Linked DNA regions of Homo sapiens: region 1 is linked to region 2. The links are chromatin loops, found by intact Hi-C in ENCODE. Cell type or tissue: gastrocnemius medialis. All regions are shown on one strand.

The links. Peaks named below come from ENCODE experiments on the same cell type or tissue, not always from the same donor. Only the 100,000 strongest peaks of a DNase experiment are listed, where the experiment ranks them.
Region 1: it touches region 2 in a loop (3-fold over the local background); 6 of 110 quality-filtered maps call a loop at or near these places.

What each region holds. Positions count from the first base shown.
Region 1 is chr2:42,238,696-42,246,695 of GRCh38, reverse strand. EML4 (EMAP like 4) reads right to left here. Exons shown (of 23, transcript NM_019063.5): 2 at 1,009-1,191. Among named protein-coding and RNA genes, the nearest start is that of EML4-AS1, 72 kb to the right of the region's middle. In gastrocnemius medialis, a CTCF peak has its summit at 7,761 (motif pointing right); no DNase peak of the experiment used is centred here.
Region 2 is chr2:41,837,310-41,845,309 of GRCh38, reverse strand. No RefSeq gene overlaps it. Among named protein-coding and RNA genes, the nearest start is that of LINC01913, 36 kb to the left of the region's middle. In gastrocnemius medialis, a CTCF peak has its summit at 4,483; a DNase peak (open chromatin) is centred at 4,389; H3K4me3 peaks cover 939 bases; H3K27ac peaks cover 1,126 bases.

The sequences.
Region 1 (8,000 bases), 400 kb before region 2:
GGAACATTCCCAAATTCTTACTGCTAGCCAAAACTAACATGAGCACTAGATCCATATGTAATTCAGCTACCAATATGTATCTCTACATACCATATACACCCTAAACAACATTCAGAAACTGAATTCACAATCTTTCTTCTAAATCTGCTTCTCATTTGCTGGTTGGCTGACTGCACTATCTCCTACTCAGCTAGAATTTGGGAGTTATATAAAACTCCTCCCTAGGTTAATAATTTACATTGACATCGAAGTAGGAAGGCAAGCCAATAAATGTCCTCACTTTTCCCACTGCCAAAATGGGCATAATCACGCCTATCCCCATATACTCTACCAATAAATCAGTAAGAGACATCAAATGATATGTTCAAATCTTGATTCATGTGAAAGAATAATAAATTCTTTCTTGGTGGTTGAAGTAAGGGAAAAGGTACACTACATCTGCTCCAAACTCAGAGCAACAGGGTCTTGACGACTGTTTGTCTCAACCTTGAAAACTCCCAATACTGGAAAGTTAGAAGTCCCATTATACTGGGCTCGTAAGCTTCAGAGCTTAAATTAATTTTTTCAGGATTCTGCTAACAACCACAGAGGGTTCAGAATAAAGCTATTTAAACTATGATGATTTTAATTATGTTTCTGTATTGACAACAGAATTTTAAGAACACATGAGTGCCTACCACCTATGTTCAATATGAAATGAGAGACACAAAACGATGATTCAGTTCCTGCCCTGAGTAAACTTATCATCTAGTTGGAAGATACTAACTTCACACAAATACTGTAACATAAAAAACCTGTGAGTATAATCAGTGGATTACACAAAAATTCTTTATTTTAAATAATAAAGAATAAACTTTCAGAACTTTTTGGGAATTAAAAAAACGAAATGGAAAACAAACTATAATCACAAGTAATCCACATAAGAAACTAGTTTTATATTTCCAGCTTCAACTTTCAAAGAAAATATTGCAAAAAGCAAGACTCTTTTTAACTTTACAACACAATTACCTTTACTTGAGACTGATTTTTTCACTGAGGCCACATGATCTTCAGAGATTGCAAGACGCCTCAAAACATCAGCCAAAGCCGCCTTTAGCACAGTGATTTCATCTTCTTGTTGCTGAACTCGTGACTCAAGAGCTGACAGGCGATCTTGAACATCAGAAGTACTTGCAGCAGAAATACTATCATCTATAAAATAAAATAAAATATGGAATATTTTTAAGTAAACTGCTTGAGAAGTAATTTCTGATTAGAAAAACCATCCCACATAAGACTTACAAAAGATGAGAAAAATTCTGGCTAGGTGAAGTGGCTCGTGCCTGTACTTCCAGAACTTTGAGGGGCCAAGAGAGGCAGATCACCTGAGGTCAGGAGTTGGAGACCAGCATGGCCAACATGGTGAAACCCCGTCTCTACTAACACCACAAAAAATTAGCCAGGCATGATGATGCGCTCCTGTAATCCCAGCTATTTGGGAGGCTGAGGCACAAGAATCATGTGAACCCCGGAGGTGGAGGGTGCAGTGAGCTGAGATTGCACCACTGCACTCTAGTCTGGGCAACAGAGCAAGAGTCTGTCTCAAAAAAAAAAAAAAAAAAGAAAGAAAATTTCAAAACAAAAAACTCCATAACATCTCATCATGTTGACACATATTAACTTCTATAAAGACTTTTATAGCTATCTTAATTTAAAATAAGTTAATAAACTTCACAAATCATTAAAATGGTGACAATTGTCCCCACGGTCAAATTTCCCCTATTTTTACAACATCATCTTAATTGGTTTTCTCACGAAAAGGCTCCCTAAATACATCATCTTGTAGACATCAGGAAACTTCCAAGACAGCAAACTATTTAACCTTTCTTAATTACATTATTATCACAGTTCTCTATGAAAACAGAAAAGGCATATAAATCACTTGTTTGGTTTTATGTATCAGATAGGGAGTCTATCACCTTAACCAACAATGATGAGGAAGCATCTTTACTACTTTACTTTTTACTATCATACTCTCCCACACCCCACAGAACTCGGTATTGCTATGTAATTAACAAAAGACCTTTTGCTGCTCCTTCTCTCCACCTAACACCACAACCTCTCTTAAAAAAAGGTTTTTATGAAGTAAATACTTAATATTTGCCTTAGGTATGTAACAGCAACAAGAGAAAGACTATTCAAATAAGGCTTAGCTATACCACAGCAATTACAAAGGACTTGCAAAGTTATGTAACTTTAGACTATACTACTGTATTTGTTGGGTCAATAAGAATCCAAACATATAGAAACATCAATTGCTGGCTGGGCGCGGTGGCTCATGCCTGTAATCCCAGCACTTTGGGAGGCTGAGGAGGGCAGATCATGAGGTCAGGAGATCGAGACCATCCTGGCCAACAAGGTGAAATCCAGTCTCTATTAAAATACAAAAAATTAGCCGGGCTTGGTGGCGTGTGCCTGTAGTCCCAGCTACTTGGGAGGCTGAGGCAGGAGAATTGCTTGAACCCAGGAGGCAAAGGTTGCAGTGAGCCGAGATCACGCCACTGCACTCCAGCCTGGCAACAGAGCAAGACCCCGTCTCAAAAAAAAAAAAAAAACAAAAAACAAAAACAAAAAACAAAAAACAAAAAAAACATTAATTGCTATTGGTTCATTCAGTATAAGCAGGAAAATTCAGGGAAATAACTAACTGTTAAAAACACCGTTGGCTTACACTGAGGGCAAGTTTTAGATTCTAATGTAAGAGCTGTTTGGACCACACTGAGATCATTTAAATGACTGTTTCAGTCATTCAGACAATAAGGCAGAATGTACTGTTTTTTTCTCACACTGAGATAATATGCTATGGAACTTAATTTAATTCAAAGTTTAAAACCACCACCACAACATTTAAAAAACCAAAGCTATCACCATTACATTATGGAACAGTAAACAATATTCATATTTCATATTTAAGATGATATACACCACCAGACCTCCCATGCATACACATGTACTCTCTTCTGTCTTTACTGGTATTTCACTGACAGTCTTATCTTTGAGACGTAGATATTGAAGGAAAAGTTGGGTTTCATCTTTAATCTAGACTTCAAATTCTGGTTCCATATTAACTAGTTACATAATCTTAGGCAAGTTCTTTGAGCATTAATTTCTTCACCTTTAAATAGGATTGTTTTAAGGAGGGTGTGCCTAGGATATGTACAAAGTACAAAAGTTACAATTTGAAAACTTTGAGCACATTTGTTACTTAAAGGCACATGTGTCCAACTCTGAGATGCTTAAGGAATGATAAGAACAATTCAGTCTCTCGCCTTAGAAATTTTTATATTTTAAGTATTTTTCACTTCCACGGTGGTCTAGCTGAATTCTAGCTGATCTATATTCTTTGTAAGTATGTTAGACTATGGTCACTATTCTTTCTACCCAAAATTCTTTCCTATTCTCCTTCTTCTCACAGGAAGAATAGCCACTCTTGTCTTTTGTGAAACTCCACCATATTTCTTGGTCCTAGTAGAGCTGTCAATCTATGATGCTTCACTTTACCCTCTGCGCCCCATACTATGAGACTGAACCATATAAAATGACCTTTTCAGTTGTATAAATATTACTACTAGAAATTTCAGCTGGACAAGGCAGGTCACGACTGTAATCCTAGCACTTAGGGAGGCCAAGGTGGGCGGATCGCTTGATCCCAGGAGTTCGAGACCAGCCTGGGCAACGTAGTGAGAACCCATGTCTACAAAAATGGAAAAAATTAGCTGGGCATGGTGGCACGTGTTTGTAGTCCCAGCTACTCAGAAAAGTGAAATGGGAGGCTCACTTAAACCCAGTCAAAGATGGGTTTAATTCAAGGATTCAGTGAGTTTTAATTACACCACTGCACTTAAACCTGGGTGACAGAGGAAGACCCTATCAGAAAGAAAAGAAAAAAGAAAAGAGAAAAAAAGAAGAGACGAGACGAGACGAGAAGAGAAGAGAAAAGAAAAGGAAAGAAAAGAAAAGAGAAAAAAGGGAAGGAAGGGAGGGAGGAAAGGAGAGAGGGAGGGAGGAAGGAAGTGAGTTAGTTAATATGGCTCAGTCTAATACTACCACAGGAGTAGTAGTCATGAGATACAGGATAGGCCAAATGAAGCCCTCTTGAATTTCCCAGAGGTAGAGTTATAGCCCATCCACCTTGGTTCTCCAGCTACCAGGATGTCACCCTAGGACTGTCAAAAATAAAGGTGGTTCTAACTACCTTGTGTTCCAGTTATACTCTCTGAAGCCTTGGCCCTTCAATTCTGAGAGCTGCTCCAATATTCCTCCCAGCTAATTATGTAACGTAATAAATTCACTTTTTGCAAGCCATTATTTGTAAACCAAAGGCCGCGATTAAGTCAGTAAACTATATGGATATATTTTTCTAAAATGTTCTCAATTCATGAAAGATGAGCTATATCTTTATATTATGACCACAGATAAAATGCTTATATGATTTTTGTAAACATATAACCTGCTTAATTATTCTGGGAAGGCAGCTGAACTACTAGATCATCAGGCTATAATGCCAAGGTTAGGGTGCTAGGTTTTAGTACCAGCTTGGTAACTTACCTTCAGCAAACTTTTACAAACTTTGATTTTTTAAAAAATGACTAAGGTGTTTAAGTTGTGTGAAACTTGGATAGTGACAAGAAAGGTGGTTCAGCTTGTAAAATTCCTACCAAACCCTGATAGACACTGTGAGACACAAGAACAATTTTTCAAAGGGCATAACATATACAAAGTTAACAATTGCCTGCATTTATATTGTGCCTTTCATATTTATTACCTCAGCTTCCCCCCCCCGACACACACACATACACACACAATCTATATTTTACACTGGAGGAAATAGCTCAAACTAAATAACTTGCTCAAGGTCACCAAACTAATCTAGGTATCTCAGACTCAAAGACAAGTCTTTTGACTCTCACCTTATGTGCCTTTTATTTTATTCTATGCTGCATTCTAACAATAATCACATGAGGACCAAACAAATACATCCTTTCACAAAGCCACGCAAGGGGCTTAAACTACTGAGTGATTTAATCCGTTTTTTGTTTCAGGAAGATCATTTTGGTCGCTGTGTGAAAATAGATTGGAACAGGATAAGAGTAAACACAAGAACAGACAGGAGGCTGTTGCAGTAACCCATGTGAAAGGTGATGATGGCCTATGTTAGGGTTAACATGTTCAAGTATCTCAGTTTCTCCAGAACAAGTATGTCTCCTATCTCAGTATAAATATTATCATAATGCCCCCTCTTTCACTCTCAAGTTCCCTGACTTGGATGATCAATTACAGGGTCACTATAGCCAAGGCAACAAGCAATGGCAATGTAACAGAGCATAGTAGTTATCACCAGAGTTCCTCACAGCTCTAATTCCTTCCTGTCTAAAATCCTGGCTCTTAACCCTTTCAGGGGCATGAATTTCTTTGAGAATTCAATAAAAGCTGTGGTAGAATAGTGCATTAACTCTGGTATTACACTGACTAAATACATCTATCTGTTTGCTTTTTTTTTTTCTTTGAGACTCACTCTGTCGACCAGGCTGGAGTGCAGTGGTGCAATCTCACTGCAACCTCCGCCTCATGGGTTCAAGAGATTCTCCTGCCTCAGATTCTATTAGCTGAGGCTCGGAGTAGCTGGGAGATTACAGAGGCGCATGCCACCACACCCAGCTAACTTTTATTTTTTTGTAGATATGGAGTTTTGCCATGTTGGTCAGGCTGGTCTCAAACTCCTGACCTCAAGGGATCTATCTGCCTGCCTTGGCCTCCCAAAGTGCTGGGATTACAGGTGTGAGCCACCACGCCCGGCCATCTGTTTGCTATTTACCAACTCTGTGACTGCTTTCTTCACGTGTAATTTACTCATGTGAACTGGTACTTACATCAGGCTTGGGATGATTAGATGAAATAATGCATGGCATGGCAATACAGGATGCTTTCAGTAAGTTGCTATCCTATAGTGATGTTCTTTATTGCACTGTTTATTATTGCCACAAAATTAGAAATGACCTGAAGTCTAAGGATGAGGTTAAATAAGCTGTAATATGTCCATACCATAGAATATCATGGAATAATTTAAAATAACAGAGTAGGAGCATAAGCTAAAAATTTGAAAAATCTACAAGATGACTTAAGTGGATAAGCAAACTGCAAAACAATATGTACTGAATAATTGATAGACACACACCAAAACACACTTTTAAAAAATTAACACAAAAAACACACATATACACACACACATATGTATATATAATGTACACAGAAAGAAGTTGTGAAGTACACACATCAAACTGGTAACTGGGTTACCTCTGGCTAGGAAGGTAAGATTAGAAAAGAGGAAATAAAAATAAATTTTTGCTTTTTAGTGTATGTATTCCTGTATTATTCGAATTTCACAATAAAAATGTGTATTAATTTATGCCCTTTAAGGTAAAATGCATTGCTTCTGAAGCTTAACTTCTTAAAACAAGTTTCCTCCAGTTACAGTGTTCCAGTGTTATAAGGAACATAGCAAAGGAGAATGCAAATAACTTAAATTTCTATCATAGATTACTAAAACAAGAACAGACACTATCTTGAAGTCCAACAACCCCTCTCATCATTTTATAAATAAGTAAACTAAGACTCTGAGACATCAGGTGAGTTACCCATGGCCACACAGCAAACGAGTCAGAGTTCCTTCCTCTGATGACTATATTATGCATTGCTCTTGTTCTTTCCATTTTGAAAACTTTGCTCTTATTTTTTTTCCCTCCCAATCTCTAAGATGCCCCCATTCTCATTCACAATAAACTAAGGGATATAACTGTTCAGTAAATGAATATATTTTCTGAGGGCTATTAACATTCCCTTTTCTTGATCAAGTAGATTAGATCATTTTCCTTACACCCCACCCCCCGCCGCCTTTATTATAGAGTAGGAGTATAAGCTAAAAATGGTAATCCCCTCCCTTTAAACATTTTTTCTAATTGCCCCCTGGTTTTTAAAAATTGTTGCCCCTTCTCAAAATAGTTTCCAGCTTTGAAGGTTAAAATATGAAATACAAATGAATTCTCAAGCATTTTTGAACTCATTAAGAAAAAAAGTAAAGAATGAAGAGAAAACGGAGATCCAGAAACCTCTCACTATCAGTCTGATCTATTTACCGGCATGAGTCAGTCTCTTTTTAGAAATACAAGGAAATCTACATGTGACTTCGTAAACTTTATAAAGTTTGAAATATTACAGTTTAAAGAATACAATGATAGCTATTCATTATGCTTTTATTACACTGAATCACAGTTAATTTTTTTCTGAACTGTTGAGAAATGTGTCACCTTTGCAAAGGTAAGTATATTGTGTTTCATTATAAATATCCAAAAGTTGGCAATCCAGTATCATATCAGAATAAGACATGCCTACACATTCTAGTACCTTTGGATTTTACCGATTTTATATCTTTCTAAAACAGAATACTTACTGTCTTGTTTTCTTAGTGGGGGCACACCATCATAATGTAACCACTTCTTGGTGACTCAGTCTTCATTTAGAATATTAATTACTACGCTGCAAGCACTGTGGTGAAATGATGCCCTAGAGGCTATTATACTTCTAATTAAATAATTGAGAACCATGGCTCAGGCCTATAATTCAGCACTTTTGAGACGTTGAGGCAGGATGATTGCGTGAGCCGAGGAGTTCAAGACCAGCCTGGGCAACCTAGGGTGACCCTGTCTCTACAAAAAAAATTAGCCAGGGGGTGGCAGCACACACCTATAGTCCCAGTCCTGAGGCAGGAGGATCACTTGAGCCTAAGAGGTCACGGCTGCAGTAAGGCATGACTGTGCCACTGCACTCAAGTCTGCGTGACAGAGCAAGACCCTGTCTTTAAAACAAATAAATAACAATTTTTTAAAAGTTAGCCAGGTGTGGTGGCACATGCTTGTAATTCAGGGGCTGAGGCAGTAGAATTGTCTGAGCCCAGTTCAAGGCTG
Region 2 (8,000 bases):
CAATCATCTATCTATCTATCTTATCTATCTAGAGTGTGAGTGCATTTATTAAGTATTAACTTATATGATCACAAGGTCCCACAATAGGCTGTCTGCAAGCTTGAGGAGCAAGGAGAGACTTGGGAGTCCGAGTCTCAAAACTGAAGAGCTGGGAGTCCAATGTTTGAGGGCAGGAAGCATCCAGCGTGGGAGAAGGATGAAGGCTGGGAGGTTAGGCCAGCCTCACCTCTTCATTTTTCTGCCTGCTTTATATTCATTGGCAGCTGATTAGATTGTGCCCACGAGATTAAGGTTGGGTCTGTCTTCCCCCAGTCCACTGACTCAAATGTTCATCTTCTTTGGCATCACCCTCACAGACACACCCAGGATCAATACTTTGCATCCTTCAATCAAATCAAGTTGATTTGATTGAACCTGTATTAACCATCACAGGTTGTGTGTAAATCACTGAAGTTGGCCTACTAAGTAATTTTGCAAGGGCCTTCTGCCCAAAGATGGGTGGATTCCCTGGGAGTTCCGTCAGCAACACACCAGATTCTTCTGTTTGCTTCTGAAGCCTGACTTGACTTCTGGAGGCTTCTTCCTGGAGCAGGACTAGTTGGATGAGATAAAAGTGCTCTTTGAGATCTCATGGAGTAGCATTACTTGAGTTATAAAATCTCTTCATGGGCTTAAAACATGTAAATAGGAGCTTTCAGATTGCAAGTTCAACAAGCATTGTTCACAGTTAGTGGTTGCTTTTGTGGTATTTTGGGAAGAACATGGGCATAAAACTTGGCTCTACCACTCGCTATGTGGCCAGCTGCCAGTTCCTGAACCCTCCTGTGTCTCAGTTTCCTCACTGATTGTTGAAAGGAGTAAACGAAATCATTTGTGTGTGGGTTTGTGTGTGTATACAATACGGGTTTCAACGTAGTTGTAATAATATCAAACTGTTTCTTTTGAATCTTATTTTCTTTATTCAATGCCCCATCATACATATTTTCCATGTTATTACACATCTTTACAGTGTCGATATTCATTTAACCATTTTCCTATTTTTGAATATTGAAGTTGGATATTGGCTTCCAGGTTTTCTTGATGCAAAAATCTTTGAAATTATTCATTTAACTAGATTTTCAGAAATTAAATTGCTGGGTTAAGGAGATTTGGATACATATTGCCAAATTATTTTTCCAAAAGGCTTTAACTAATTTATTCCACCACCAGCAACAGAGGACAGAGCAATTTTTGTCATTCTTAAGTATGTCATAAGCCATATTCATACTCCAGCCTGGGCAACAAGAGCGAAACTTCCTCTTAAAAAAAAAAGAAATGCATATTATAATTTGTAACATGACAATTTTATAGGTGAAAAATAAAATCCCGGTTTAAAATTTTGTATGTTTTTTTATGACTAGTGAGATTGCATTTTTTTCAAATGTATTTTCCAGTCTGAGATCCATTTTTGTAAGTTGTTTGTCCGGTATGGCTCCAGTGCATTATTCTGTTGGGTGTTAGAATACAGAACATCTTCAACATAGATTCAGTTTGGTGTCCTGATTGTGAACATGACTCCATTTGTGTTATATGTGTGTGATTGTATTCAACTAGGAATATGTGCTTTTTGGCTAATGTACAAAATGCTGGGTGCGCCAGAGATGTGTCTGAAATTCATGGGATGAGACTTTTACCTATTTCTCCTTCCACAGACTCTTTAGTTGTAGCTGGAGAAAAGGCAAGTGAATTCCTTTTGGAGCTGGGTAGAAAGGGCATGGAGTTAAGGGTCACGAAGTCAGCACATTCCCTTGTGGAATTGTGCCTGTAATCTGCTGATTTCTACCCTGATTCTCTACCTCTCATTTTGCCTGAAGTGACACTGTCCCTAGACCAGTCCGTGGCCAGCCCACATCATTTCTTTTAGGGTTATCTGAGGATCTGAGGTCCATGTGTTTCACAAGTACCCACAGGATGTGCCCACCATTTCCCTGCAATTCAATTCCAAGTCTGCGTTCTGAAGTAGAGGTTTCAACCCTGGGAGATACTTGTGGGTGTTGGAAGTGAGGGGTGGGCCTGGGGAAGGACTGAGTCATGAGGGTCACCAGGGCCTCAAGGAAGAGAAAGTTTCACCAGCTTCACCTCTTCAGAAGGGATCTCAGCCATGCAGATTCTTGGAGGGAATTAGGAGGCTTTTAAAGTTACAGAGATGTCCTCAGCTCTGAGCAATGTTCTGAGGAGTAAAGTCGTCATCAGCCCATTTTGGCCCTATGTGGGCATCCTCTTTCCCACTCTTTCCTCTTGGGAGGAGGGACTCCAGTTTCACAGCTTGCCAGGGCTTTGGGCTTGTAGTATGGGAAGAATATGGAGCTAGGTGGAACTCTTGACCATAAGGATTTCATTTCCTGGTGACTTGAATCTTTAGGCCCAGAGGCTGTTCAGAATCTAACCAGCTACAACAAAATTGGGACTTGAGGGGGATTAAGAAAAACTTGGCTTTAAAAATTAGAATTAACAACAAGAGAATGGTTAAATGAGTTCAGGTATAAAAGACTGCAATAGTTAAAAAGAAATAAGGATACAGACATAAAAAGATCTTTGAGATGTACTGTTAATTGAAGAAAACAAGTTGTAGAATAAATTTTAAAATACAATCATGTTTATGCAAAAGAACAACAACAAAAAAACCTAGCTTTCTCCCCGCCACAGGTACATGCATGAAACCATACCCAGGAGGTTAGGAAGATGCCACACTCAATGGATGACAGTGGCTGCCTCTGGGGAGTGTGTGTGAAGGTCGACCAGACCTTGCACTTTGTTTTGTTCACATTTTAAAAGATAATGTAACTACGTCTTTCTGCTGTAATCAGAAATAAAAAAAATAGAACAACTGGCTTGAAAATCTAGGATGCAAATCCTTCTGCTTATCTGAGACCCAGGTGGTCACTGGTTCAGTCCTGATGCAGAGCAATGGCACTGACATTGAAATTGCACTCAAAGAAACCGAGCTGCAGCTCACCATGGACATGTTGTAGGATTCCAACCAGGAAGTGCTCTGAGCTTCACAGGGTTGCTGTGAGTATTAAATGAGATAATATATGAATGTGCTTTGCAAAAGTTAAAGTGGGAGACACATATAAGGTAGAAATACTATACTGTGTCATTACATTCTTGTACTAGCTCCCAAAGTGAAAGTGGGATAAGAATGCAAGCACCACAACCCGATGAAGTAGATATTATTATGATCATCTCCATTCCCCAGCTGAGGAGTTAAGTTTTAGTTAATTTTCTATTGGTCATTCGGCTGTTCAGCTGCAGTCAGAACTTGAACCCAGGCTCCCTGCTGTTCTCAACTGCCACTGCATGTTGAAGCACTCGGACACATTTACAGCCATGTGTATATATATTTACCGTTTCCTTCTTGGAGCAGTTCTGACAAAGCTGAGATTTAAACCTCCAAGAACAAATATATGAAACTGATTCTAAGCACTGTAGAGTATTTATGATGTGTTTGTGCTAGGCATTGTAGGAATAACAAGTGGCTAACATTTTCTGATCATCTGCTGTGTGCAAGACCGTCTTCTAAGCGCTTTACATGTATTAGTGCGCACAACTTTATGCAAGAGGTACTACTATCCCCACTTTACAGTTGAGAAAAATGCTGCACAGAGAGTTTAAATATCTTGCTCAAAGCAAAGACGTTTAAGATATGGTCTCTACCCTGAGTCCAATATGCGTGAAATAAAACAATGGAGAAGTGCTGCAATGCAGCTATTTACAAAGTTCCAAGGGCGCTCAGAGAGTACCATCCCTGCAGGGGAAAGCGAAGCACTTCGTGTGAGATCCTGAAAGTCCGGGGTGAGCCACTTCAAGCAGGGGCGGGGCGCGTGTGCAAGGCCCTGGGCTGAATTAATGAGAACCCGATCTCATGTTCTGGGTCAGAACCGAGCTCCATCCGGACTGCAGCGCAAGCCAAAGAAATGCAGTGGCTGCTGTCCCGGCTGGGCCCTTCTGCATACCCCGGGGGCATCGGGCCAGGGAGCCGTGCTCCCCTTGGGCCGCGGGGTTGGTAAGCAGCAAACCGAGCTGAAGCGGCCAAGAACCCTCCCGTAGGGCAGAGTGAGGATTGGCGGGAGAGAAAAGCCTAAAGGGACTGTAGCAATTGGCTGCCGCCTTTTCCACCGTAGGAGGATCGGGCTGACACTCCCAGCGTTGGGACTTATTCAGGTAAAGATTATGTCTGGAGCCCCATCTTGCTTCAGAGACCTCCCGTTCTGCGCTTATCACTGCGTCCCCGGAAACCAGACGTCCCTTAAGAGACTTAGCCAATTATCATCCACGGCCATTACCGTGGAGAGCCTAGCGCTGTCAGCGAGTTTCTGATTGGCTGTTGCTGGAAGGGGGCGGGCCCGGAGAAGAACCGTGCAGCGTGCGGAAGGAGCCCTACTTGCCCACCGTTCTCTCCAACTCAGGACGGACGGCGCCGCCAAGTGGTCTGTAGGGGTAATGCCTCGTGCTGTTGCCCCGCAGAGGGCGGGCTTGGCTTGCCAGGCTCCTGGAGAGGAAAGCCTTTTAACCTAAATGAAGTAGAAAGAGAAATACCTAAACTTGAATAGGAATCAGTCGTGCTGAATAAGAGAGCTCTTAGTCAGAATGCGTGTCGTCGGTTCCAGCTCCACATTAACTCAGTTTCCTTTCTTTCCTGAGCCTCATCTGTCAGATGGGGATAATGATAATACCTATCTCCAAGGCTTGCCATGAGGTTTCAATGAAATTAATATGTTTAAGGTTCGCACAGTGCCATGCGCATAATAGGTACACGATAAGCAATAACTGGTGGGGATCAGTGCACTGGTTAAGAGTGAGCATTCTGGGTCAGTGCCGTGACTCACACCTATAATCTCAGCATTTTGTGAGGCTGAGGCAGGAGGATTGCTTGAGTCCAAGAGTTTGAGAGCAGCCTGGGAAACATAGTGTGACCCTCTCTCTACAAAAAATAAAATTATCTAGACGTGTGATGTGTGCCTGTAGTCCCAGCTACTTGGGTGGCTGAGGTGGGAGGATCACTTGAGCCTGGGAGGTCGAGGCTGCAATGAGATGAGATTGCACCACAGCACTATAGCCTGGGTGACAGAGTGAGACCTTGTCTCAAAAAAAAAAAAAAAGAAAAAAACAAAAAGAATGAGAATTTTGCCGTTTGAAAGAATACCTGTTGAGTCCCAAGCCTGCATAGCACTAGCATGGTGAGATTACATAGCCTCCCTGTCGCAGTTTCCTCATCTGGAAATGAGACTAACAATAACACCTACTTCATGGAATTGTGGTTTAATTGTGGTACTGATAAAATACCCAATACAAAGCAATCAGTAAATGTTGGCCCCTATTATTCATATCATTTATGAGGAAGGGAATAATGATTATTATTTCCCTTCTTCCTCCCCCAGGCAATAGGCTACTTCAGCCTGAGTTGGCCCTTCTGAAAGAGGAATAGTGGCTTGCTTTGTCTGGAGTTAGTCTGTAAACCTATCACACTCACACGTATGAACATAGGACTTGGAAAATCTCTATATCACACTCTTGCCCACAGTTTACATTATTCTTTTAGGCACTGTTTTCTTAAGCCCCGTTGGCACCTGACGAAAGCATAACATTATAATGATTAACTTATTGGAGTAGAATTGGTTTATTAGAGTATCTTTTAAGTTGGCTGTAGTGTTCAACAGTATTCTGAGGGCAGTGTACATAGAAGGACATGTACTGATGAAGACAAGGGTTTCAGGGGTTTGAAATCAAAGGACATAAGTCAGCATATACTCTAGGGTGAGCCTGGGTTGGGACCAATGATGGTGAAGTGTGTAGCGGTGGTTGGGTGATTGGTTGGGAGCAGGGAAGTCTGGAGTGTTTCTGAGTCATGGGAAGATTACTGGACAGACTTGGAGACTTGAATTCTGGCTAAAACGAATTCACTCTCTGGCTGTGTGATCTTGGACAAGTCACTTATATTTTCTGAGAACTGATTTCTTTGTAGTAAAATGAAAATAGAATATGATTCTTGTGTGTAGTGCGTAATAAGTACTCTATAACTGCTAGTTATTTGTTGTTATTCATAGTATCACAAATAATTCCTCCTCAAACGTATGTTGCGAGAATCATGGAGAAATCTGATCTGTTTTTATATTTCAAGAGTGATGAGTGCCTAAGATCACCAAATTAACAGTTTGGGAGTTTGGCAAGGGTTAGTCTACCTTTCCTTTCTTTTCCATTTTGTAGTTCTTATCTTCTCTTCTGTCCTTAATTAAAAGTCTATCCTTCAAGTCACACAAGTGACCCAGTTCAGTGAGGACCTTCATGGTTCTTTGGATGCCTCCCTGCTGTACCATACGTTTGACCACCTCCCATCATCTGCCCCACCCATTTCCTTCTCTTCTGGCCTATAGGAGAGGACTCTAGCTAGAGCTTAGGCCCTGTGTACAGTGGTCTCATGTATCTTGGCAGCCCCAGGATTCCAGGGTTCTTCTTTGGATGAATGACCTTGTAATTGAAGCCCAAAGTTTAAGGCTGGTACTGCTGAGCACATACTGTGGAGGTAAGTGGGTAGGACAGCTGACACCCTCTCCAATTAATCATCCAGCAATAATTTTGGTGCGGTTACTATAGCCTGGTTACTTTGGAGGCCACATTCTTCCATTCTGAAGATATATGTAGAGTTATTTCTCAGTTAAAAATGAAGACAGGCATAATTTTTAGTGGGAAAATATGGGGCTTTTGTGTTGGGCAGATTTAAATTTGAATCTGGTCCTTTACTATGTGATCTTAGAACTAGTTGCTTATTTTCACAGTTTGCTTATCTATAGAATGGGGACAATTGGAATAACAGTAGTAAAAAGGAGTGAACTTTTGATAAATAGAATAACGTAGATGAATCTTAAAATAATCATGTTGGATATAAGATGCAAGACAAAAAGATTACATACCGAGATTATGTTTATATAAAGTTCTAGAAAATGCAAACTTATCTGTAGTGTCAGAAAGCAGGTCAGTGGTTGCCTGGGGACGAGCAAGTGGAGGGGCAGGAGGAAGGATTACAAAGAGAGAGAGGAAAACTTTGGGAGCTGATAGATATGTTCATTACCTTGATTGCAATATGGCTTCCCAGGTATATACATATATCTAAACTTATTAAATTGCACATTTTAAATATGTGCAGTTTATGACATCAGTCTTTCAATAAACTGTTAAAATGGGGATAATAAAATGTATTCATAAATAGTTGGTGATGTTTTAATGAAGAAAACATGTTAAAGTGCCAGAAATACAGCAGGCGATCAATAATGGGCACTCACTTCTTTCCCATTTTCATACTTTAAAAAAGAACACTAGGGAATTAACTTTAGCATAATATTTATATGACAAAGCCTATAAGTGGCACCAATAGCTTAAGTAATATAGAATACACATTTTCCTGTCTTTCTTGGTATCATAGGTACAGTATTATAAAGATTAAATGATGCAATCACATAAAGAACTTTGAACATTTCTGGGCATATAGTAAGTACTTGTTAATTGTTTTTTATTGCATTTACTACTATTGTTATGATGGGTTTGATGGAAGGCATGGAGTGAATAATCAGTAAATATTGGTTACATGTAATTGTAATTATTTTCATTATTAAAGTGGATGAGGAGGAAAGATTTGCTAAAAGATCAAGGAAGCTGATTTCCAAAAGAGTTTGCTTTTCTTGAGATTTGATGGGGCTTGGATTTATGTGTTTGTTTAATGCTAAATTGTGACAGAAACCATCTGGAAGACAGTTGGTGAGTGTCTTCTACAGCAACATAGCAACTCATTATGATTGTTAATATAGATGATATTAAAGGTAGCAGGTGCATTTATAATGATCAGTGAATTTAAATGGGATTAAATGGCTTCCAGCCATTAACAAAGTGGTACCAACATTTGGTAGACATTATCTTAGTGTCAGACAGAAGAATCTCATGAGGCACTCCTTAAAATGCAGATTTGT